2 separate regions of the Mus musculus genome follow, and region 2 is linked to region 1. A link is a loop called in an ENCODE intact Hi-C map of the cell type or tissue named here. Cell type or tissue: heart. All regions are shown on one strand. Each heading gives the region's core, and the rest is flanking DNA. Links, peaks and the distances in the headings are about the cores only.

Evidence for each region. Peaks named below come from ENCODE experiments on the same cell type or tissue, not always from the same donor. Only the 100,000 strongest peaks of a DNase experiment are listed, where the experiment ranks them.
Region 2: a loop joins it to region 1, with 4 times the contacts of the local background. A loop is called at or near these places in 11 of 42 quality-filtered maps.

The regions. Positions count from the first base shown.
Region 1 is chr10:83,645,909-83,650,296 of GRCm38, forward strand. Appl2 (adaptor protein, phosphotyrosine interaction, PH domain and leucine zipper containing 2) reads right to left here and starts at 2,756. Exons shown (of 21, transcript NM_145220.2): 1 at 2,620-2,756. The coding sequence starts at 2,673. In heart, for the core only: CTCF peaks have their summits at 2,641 and 2,904; DNase peaks (open chromatin) are centred at 683 and 2,823; H3K4me3 peaks cover 2,166 bases; H3K27ac peaks cover 2,623 bases.
Region 2 is chr10:83,722,386-83,726,773 of GRCm38, forward strand. 1500009L16Rik (RIKEN cDNA 1500009L16 gene) reads left to right here and starts at 480. Exons shown (of 6, transcript NM_001145198.1): 1 at 480-649. The coding sequence starts at 604. In heart, for the core only: a CTCF peak has its summit at 2,424 (motif pointing right); DNase peaks (open chromatin) are centred at 446 and 4,016; H3K4me3 peaks cover 1,214 bases; H3K27ac peaks cover 778 bases.

The sequences.
Region 1 (4,388 bases), core at 247-4,246:
CCCAAGAGAGGCACTAGTGCAACGCCATGCACAAGGGTTCTTAACTCATTCAGATTTTCTTCAATATCTTTGTAACTTGACTGAGCTGTTCTCTCCGGTGAAGTCTGGAGATGACAGCATAGCCCAGGTTAGACAATCCTGAATTCTTGACCTTTGCTTCTGTGTCTAATTCTTTCACATAAAATACTAGAAATGGTTTCCATTGTATCCAGTTCTACGCCCCTGGATCTCCAGGGAGGAAAGTTGCAGCCCAGCATGTGCTGTGTAAAGAACAGTATCCGCCATGCTCTGCGGGCTCTGAGGGGCTCCTAAAGCTATCTTCTACCACCCCACCCACCCCAGCCCCGAAGCAGTCACACTGATGGGTGAGGACTCGTCTCAACAGCAATGACAACTTTCCTACAGGTGGCTCTGTGGCTTGTAAAAGCACTTGTCACCCAGGTCTGAGGACCTGAAATCAATCCCTGGAACCTGCATGGTGTAATTAAGAGAATTGACTTCCACAAACTGTCCTCTGACCTCCACATCCGCACGCCCACATCCGCACACATCTGTATCAGAGTCAGGAAATGTCACAGAAGAGGAGATGAGAGAATGAGGCAGAGTATTGTGAAATACTGTTACTGGACCAGTGACTTCCACTCGTGGACTCACAGCAATTCGGTCACGTAAATGAGGTAATGCCAGTCAGCATTGCAGCCTGGGATGGAGGCCCCAGAGCCCTACCCTTAGTGAGAAGCTACAGGCTGTTGGTGGCTCCTGGGAAGGGATGGCCAGTTTGCTTTGGGGGTGTGGCTGTTGGGAGGTTGCCCTGGCTCCACTGGATGGCCCCACACCCATGCATAGGAAGAGAGCACTAATTAGATTGTGTGTTATTGAGGGGGGAAGAGGACAGGAAAATGGGTGGGGAACATGTTTTGGGGTGTCTGGAAAGAGAAGATGGGGAGGTGATCTGATATTAATACGCTGTATAAGTATAGGAAATTATTGAAGAATAAAAAGTACTTAAAAATATTCCTTACGAGAAAGGCAACAAGACAATTGTCTGAATTAAGTAAGGGCTTTACCACTTTGCAGGGACGCCAACTGTCTAAGAATAAACCTTTACTGTGGACAAAAATATTTTTTAAAATTAAAAAGAATGTCAGGTAGGAGTAACAATGACTCTAAACATCTTCCGCCCCCCCCCCCACACACACAAGCTCAAAATTGTAAACCATACAGACGAGATATAATTTTAGACTATTCCGCCGATTTCAAGACCATCTGCCCCATGTTCCTTGTTTTCTGTGGAGTTTCTGCAGATGAGAACACCGGACAATTAGAAGCAGAACTGCAGCCCAGGTCTCAGACTCATTTATGCCATTCAGAAATGGTGCGCACCCATTAGAGGCCTCAAAACTCCAGACTGTGCGATGTCTGTGTGCCTGGCTCTGCCACCATCACGACTGGTTAGGGAAACGGTCTGTCTTTGACCTTCCGTGTCACCAAGTACAAAGCAAATGGAAAGCCCTATTCACAACCACGGTGGTTATGATTTCCACACGCTTATGTTCAGATCCTAACGACAGGGGAGGAAGGCTGAAATGCTTTCCAACAAAGGCTGGGGTCCAAAGCAAACACCTGACATCCAGAGCTGTATAAGGAAGCCTGCGAAGAATTAGCACAATACATGCCAGTCTGTTTAAAAAGTTGAATCAGTTAAAAAACAAAACAAACAAACAAACAAACAAAACAGGCTGAGCATAACAACACATCTGTAATCCCAGCACCCAAGATGTAAGTTCAAGGCTAGCGTGGTCTACAGGGCAAGTTTTCAGTCCAGTTATGGCTACATAGTAAGACCTTGTATCAAAACAAAACACAACAAAAAACAAAATCCCAAGTAATGGGAATACTAATTATCACAGCTTGCTTACATATCCTTGCTCCTCTACATGGGGACAATCATTCAGAACTGAGCCTAAGACAGGCACACACCGATAGCCCTTTTGATTTATTCTGCAAGGGAGAGATGGGGGAAATGTAGGTAAACTCATCAAACTTCCATCTGGGAGGTACAAGTTACTTTGGGAGCCAAGGAAGAAACCCGAAAGAAGAGGAGAGACTGTGAAGAACAGCTTGAGCCTTTCTAGTTTTTTCAGGACCGGAGATACTAGAGGATGAAGGTATTTATTTAAATAAGCTAGGGATGCCATACCAGGAAAGGGAATAGAAGATCCCTGGGGAAAGTCCTGTGACTTCTGAACTACTGTCACTATGCACTATCTCAAGCTCAAAGGGCTTGATTCACATCTCCACTATATTAATGAAGCCCCATCACCACCACCCTGTGGCACAAATGGGGCAAATGTTGGAATTTTCTCTTCCCTGGGTCGACTTGGCGATGGATCCAGGTTTTCTGTGCTTCCTATTCCGGCCCCTGCATTCATTAGGTCTCGTGGACTCGTTAGTACCAGCAGCGTCTGTGTGGATAGTGCTGTCGCCTTCTTCTGCACGAGACACTGCTTGAAAACCTTGTTACCCTGCTAGGGAGCTACTACTGTGGGACAACGACTGCCCGACCTCCCCGAGCGCCGGTGGGGCACCGCGGCTCCCTCCCAGCCTTCCCGGGGGTACCTGGGGGCTGTCCTGCAGCGCCTCCTCCAGCAGGAGCTTGTCCACGGCGGGCATGGCGCGGCGGCGAGGGAGCGCGGGATGCGAGGAGGGGACACTCGGCGCTCGGGGACTTGAGACTTAGCTCGGAGCCCGCGCCTGCCCACTCTCCGCGGCCCGCCCCTCAGCCCGGCCCCCCGCTGCCGGGATCAACAGGAAGTGTGGCAGGCGCCGGACATGTAGACAGTCCGGGACAGGACACCGGAAGTGTGGCGACCACGCTTCCGTCCGATCCCGGGGCTTCGGGCCCCTCCGGCCAGCGCAGCAGCACCGGGAGGTTCCGGCTGGAGGCTGCCCTCCCCGGTGCTCGAGGCTGCCCTCCCCCGTGCTCATGGCGCATCTCCGGGTGGGACGATAGGCTTTTATCTTCTTGCGGTTCTGCAGATTGCTCTCTCTGTGTGGGAGGAGATAAGAGTGAACAGATTTTGCAGTTGTTCTCTGGCCTCTTTTTGGGGTGTGTGGGGGGGGGGGCGGGGGTAGGGAGTCAGGCTGTCATCTAACTCGCTGTGTAACTGAGGATGATTCTAAATTTCTGATCCTCTTGCCTCCACTTTCAGAGCGTGATGGGATAACAGACTTCGACTACCAAACTGGAGTTTTGTGCAGTGCTGGGGATCAAACCCAGGGCTTCCTTCAAGTTAGGCAAACCCTCTACCAAAGTAGCCACACCCCCAGCCTTGGCGTCTTCTTATTTTATTTTTTAATTTGGGTTAGAAGATGGGCTTGGGTAGAGCAGGAGAGATGGTGTAAAGGACATTGCAGAAGATGTGAGTTTGCTTCTCAGCACCTGGTAGGAGGCTGTGGCATGCACCTTATTTCCCGTAGGGACATGCATGGGCACACTCATGTGCACGTATCTCCCATAGGAAATGCACACACCATTTAAAAATACAACAAGACAAATTATATTTAGTGTGTGAAGTTCAGAAGACAAACTGTGAAAGACTTTTCTCCTTCCAACCATGGGGATTCTGGATATTAAACTCAGGTCTCAGGCTTGGAGATAAGTGCCCTTAACTATTGAACCATCTTACCAGCCTCTGGCCTCTTTTTTTTTTTTTTAAATACCAGGACAGGCCCACACTCAAACAGTTCAGAGCACAGACATTACGTGTGTGTGTGTGTGTGTGTGTGTGTGCGTGCGTGCGTGTGTGTGTGTGTGTGTGTGTGTGTGTGTGTGTGTTTTCCGTGATATTCAGATCACTGCTAAATGATTTGGGGCCATATAATTAGGTCTCATCTTCCTGGTTTTTTAAGGTTTTTCGTTATGGAGAATTTCATAATGAAATTTTCGGGGTTAGAAAGGATAGATTATGTAGTTCTGTGATGTCATTTAAAAGTGAGAAGAAGGGACACTGGAGAATGAGATACTTTACTCAGGACCCTACAGCGTAGGCTGGAGAAAGAAGAAAAGGTTGTGTAGAAGGTCAGAAGTGGAATTTGACGTATATTAAAGGCACGAGTTTCAATGGATTGACACATAAAATCAGTACTATTTGTCCAATGAGGTGTCACCAAAATTACCAGGAGAGTATGATACTGCACAAATTCTATGTCTTATGGGAACTACCTGAGCAGTTAGTGTTGGTTGTGAAATCTGTAGGATCAGGGTCACCAGTGAAGAATTATTCAGATTAAGTTAGCCCCTGGCATACATACCTGTGAGGAATTAAGTTACTAGAGGTGGGAAGATGTACCCCAAAAGTGGATGGCACTACTCCCTAGGCTTGAGT
Region 2 (4,388 bases), core at 302-4,301, 77 kb after region 1:
AGATCAGAAAGCAGGGTATACAACTCTAGTTACAGATCTGGGAGACATTGATTGTAAGGAGGAGCACCAGGTCTGACCGACCTGGGGCAGAGCTGGTTTTTCTAAGTGAGGAAGGATGGAGCTGTCTCAGCTTTCTTCGAAAGCAGGAGAGGTTTTGGTTTCCTCTTCAGATCTGAATATCAATTAGTCTGTCGACCTTAGCCTTATCAGACGTACACCCAGGATACTCAGAGCAGGTGTTCCCTGTCACTTCCTCTCCTCTCCACATCCTGGGGACAGGGAGGGGCCACGAAGAAAGAGAGCGAAGGTGAACAAGAGGGAGAGCGAGCGGGTGAGACCTGCTGCGGACCACGCCTTCTGCCATGACCCCCAAACCCTACTTTAAACTCCCGCCCACTTTCAACCGCCACCAATGCTTGGCCCAGGAACGCGCAGAAGGCTGCGCATTGGTCGGTGCCGTGGTTGCCGCGGTGACGGGTGGGTTCGTGGGGGTCCCCGCGCGGGGCGGGGCTAGGGCTGTCCCTAGTCCCGCGCGCCGCCTCCTTCTGGGTCTCCTCCACTGGGACCTGAGGTCCAGAGCGCGGCTTCCCTGCGGGTGGCGCGATGGGTTGCGGGAACTCCACGGCCACCAGCGCGGCCGCGGGCCGAGGTAAGCAGAGCTGCGGGGCGTAGGTCCCTCGGGAGAGGGGGCGGCGGCGGCGGCGGGGGTGGGGGTGGGGGCGCAGTTCCTTCGGCCCATCCTCAATTTCGAGCCTGGAGCTCGCCTGCTTCTGGAAAGACCGAGAGGAAGCCGGTGCCCCTGTGCGGGGGCGGTCACGCCCGGATTCAGCGGGGAGGACAGTCGCCTGGGTCCTGCAGCCTGTCTCTGCATCCTTCTGGGGAGCAGAATTTCCCAGACGTGTTTCTGGTCCCTCACATCCCCTTTCTATTGGCTTGCATCCAGGCCTCACCCGGACCCCTTGGCTCCCAGTCCCTGCGCCTGGGAAAGTGTTGCTGAGCAAATCGGGACTTTTTTGGGGGTGGGGCCGAGTGCCAGTGGGTTGGGGACAGCAGCCTGCAGGGCTCTAAAAACGCATCCGTTTGGGTCTGCGTACTTAAGACCCACCCTGCTGCCCGCTAAGATTTTCATAGAGGAGCTGCGGTACCTAGACGCACAGATTAGCTTGATGGAGCTCTGGACTGGCCTCTCTTTTTGATAAATTTTCACTTAAAAATACATCCAAACTTGTCTGTGCACGACTTCATTTCGTTGATTGGCAGGGCAGGGCTTCTAGATTTTCCTGGCTAAGCCAGGCTTTGTATCAAGTAACTTACTGTAAGATTCAGACCCTCTGATAAAACTAGCTGATGTTGGGATTTGTTTGGGGTGGTGTTCTCTGCTGACGTATTTTAGCGTCTTTTTGGATAGGGTTCCCTACCTTCTCTAGCTGAGTCCAGTCAGGTATCACAGCCCACTCTAACCAGCAAGCGCAAACGGTAGTCAAATACTGCAGTGTTTGCGGAGCGGATGTGGGTGTCCAGCTATTGAGTTTTGAAACCTTAGGGATGTCACCTCCCATAGCCAAGTCCTTAAGGCTTGGCAGTTATTTTTGTGATTGATTGAAGCACTCAGGTTTGAACTCAGGGTCTGATCATTGCACGTGCTGCGCAGACCTTTGACCATCGGGCTGTATTCCTGGTATCGTTCTTTACTTTGAGATAGGGTCTCACTAAGTTGTCCAGGCATGCCCTGATCTCACTGTGCTGCTCTGGCTGGCCTTAAACTTGCTACTCTCCTAGATCCGTCTCTTTATGACCTAGGACAAAAGGCCTGCAGTACCAAGCCTGGCTGAACTTGTTTAAACATTTACAGGATGGGAACCATTGTGGAAATCTATTCAAATATTGGCCAGATTTGGTCTATCTTTTTTTTGGGGTGTGGGGCACAGTCAATGTGATACTTTTGGATTAAGTGTGTCTCAAGGGATCTAACTAAAACATCTGGGAGTCTAGGCCCAGGGAAAGTATATCCATTCCAGGTGACCTTCGTTGTTTTGAATTTAGGTCTGTCTTTGGTATCTGCAGACAGCCACTGGGAAGCAAATCTTTTAGATTCCTATAGCAGTGACTCAGCTTAGTTAGTATCCTATGCAAATGAGAGCAGGGGCGGGATTTAAGCTGGGGTGTGGCCCCGTTTCATTGCAACAAGGAAATCAGGAAAAGTGTCAAAGCGTCAAATGTCCGTTCTGAGGCTCAGTGTAACCTATCGCACGCGTGCTTGGCTGAAAGAAAAAAAAAAGAGTTGAGAATGTTAAAAAACAAAAACAAAAACTGAAAGGAGGACCCAGAAAAGATTTAGAAATGAAGAAAGTTTGGCGCATTTACATTCTTTAAGAATCTATTTTTATTCCTATGAATGTGCAGCTGTACGCTATGTGCATGTAGGTGCCCGAGAAGACCACAAGAGGGCAGCATATCCTCCGGAACTTGGGTTCCAAGCCATTGTGAGCCACTGTGTAGGTGCTGGGAACCAGACTTGGGTGATCAGCAAGAGCAGCAAATGCTCCTAACTGCTGAGCTGTTAGTTCAGCCCTGCACAGCGACATTTTATTAACAGACTGCTTGTCAGATTTGGGGCTAGAGGGAGAAGTATTGTTGTTAAGTGAAAATTGGAACGATGATAACAGAAACGTTAATGTACAAATTACATTTCAGTGGTGGGGTGGCCAAGGAGTGGAGACATTGGATTTTAGGCTGGAGATGTAGCTTTAGGTGGTACCTGCCTAACACACACAAACCCTATAGACTCTATCTTCCAAACCCAATAAAGTGGGCATGGTAGTGCCGGTCTATAATGTCTTGGTAAATATTTTAAAAGGGTTTCTACCCCACATTAAATCATCTGCTTCCAAAATGAAAGACACAAAACCTTTGTATTTATAATAAGCCTTAAAGCACTAGAGCTGGGCAGATATCAGTCCTCTATGCTGGTTTGTCTGCTTCCCTGTCGCTAAGTTCCTCCTGGGCCGGTCCTACCCCAGCAGGCCGCCCTCATGGCCATGTGCTCACTATCTACCTACCCCACGGCCATTGGTACCTTCTTTCTTCTTCCTCCCCTCTCCTCACCACAGTCTCTGACTTTGACCCCAAGCCCAGGAACCAAAGCCCCACCTACCTCCCTTCTGCCCAACTACAAGCTGTAGCCATCTTTATTCAACCAATAAGTTAAGGAGCAAGGTTTACACAACAAAAGCTGTTACCTGTGAGAATTCACTCTTCCTGAGGCAACTAGGCCTTGGGATACAGGAATTTAGCATTATTATACATAGCAACAGACCAAATCTCAACACTCCAGTCAGGAGGGTCAGAAGTTCAAGGCCATCCACACTAGTCCCTCACTTCATAGTGAGTTCAAGCCATCTCAAAATCAAGTAAACAAATAAAATAACAACAACAACAACAAAACAACTATCTGCCACAAACAAACAAAAACAAACAAACAAACCTCAAATCCTCCAATCTTTCTGCTGCTAATCTTGGTAATCCTACAGTCAGGGACAGGGTAGGAGGCTCACTCCCAAGTTCATGGCCAGCCTGGTCTATATGGGGAGTTCCAGAATAGTCAGACTGTCTCTTAAGGGGAAAATAAAAATCCTATTTCTTGGGATCAAGAAAAAAAAAAGATTCTCTTTGCAAGCATTAGGTTGACTTTTCCCCTTTTGAGTAGCTCTCTCCCTGGGTAAAGGGAAGTGCAGCTCCATCGGAAAGGATCCCTCCGAGTGCCCGTCCTTAATGATCTGCTTTTGTTTGTGAAGGACAGGCATGCTAGAGCACGCTGTTCTCTGGCTTGCTCTTTGCTAAAAATTACTTTATGTTCAGAGAGAGCAGGGCAGGGAGTGGTACATCCCGTAGACCGGAAGGAGAGGACGCTGTGAGGGGGCGTGTTGGCGACATCATCGCTAACCAGGCTCTGCCCTTGGCTTTGAGAAGTTCTTCTCAAACAGTCCCCAGCCTGTGTGTCCAGCTGGCTGCCTTCGGCATTTGGTCATTGTTATTTTCTGTCTGTCAGCTGGTGGTAGGAATTTCGGTTTCTGAAAGGGAACACATCAAGATGAGACGTGGAAGAGCAGAGAGGGATACCCCAACACAGGGATGGTTGCTCCAGCTGCAAACCGTGGCTTTGCTATCACAGTCAGTAAGGGCCGGGCTGCAGACCTGTCCCGAGCCTGGGAGATCCCGTGAATGGATGAGGCTGTCCTGGACCTCTAGGTATGAACTGAGTGTAGTTTTTAAAATGTCCCAGGAATCCTGCTTTCAATATTTCATACTTTTCAGTAGCCATACTGAAGAAAAAGAATGTAATTAAAAAGGCAAATGGAGATGAAGGAGAGTGACCTTGGACTGGAAGC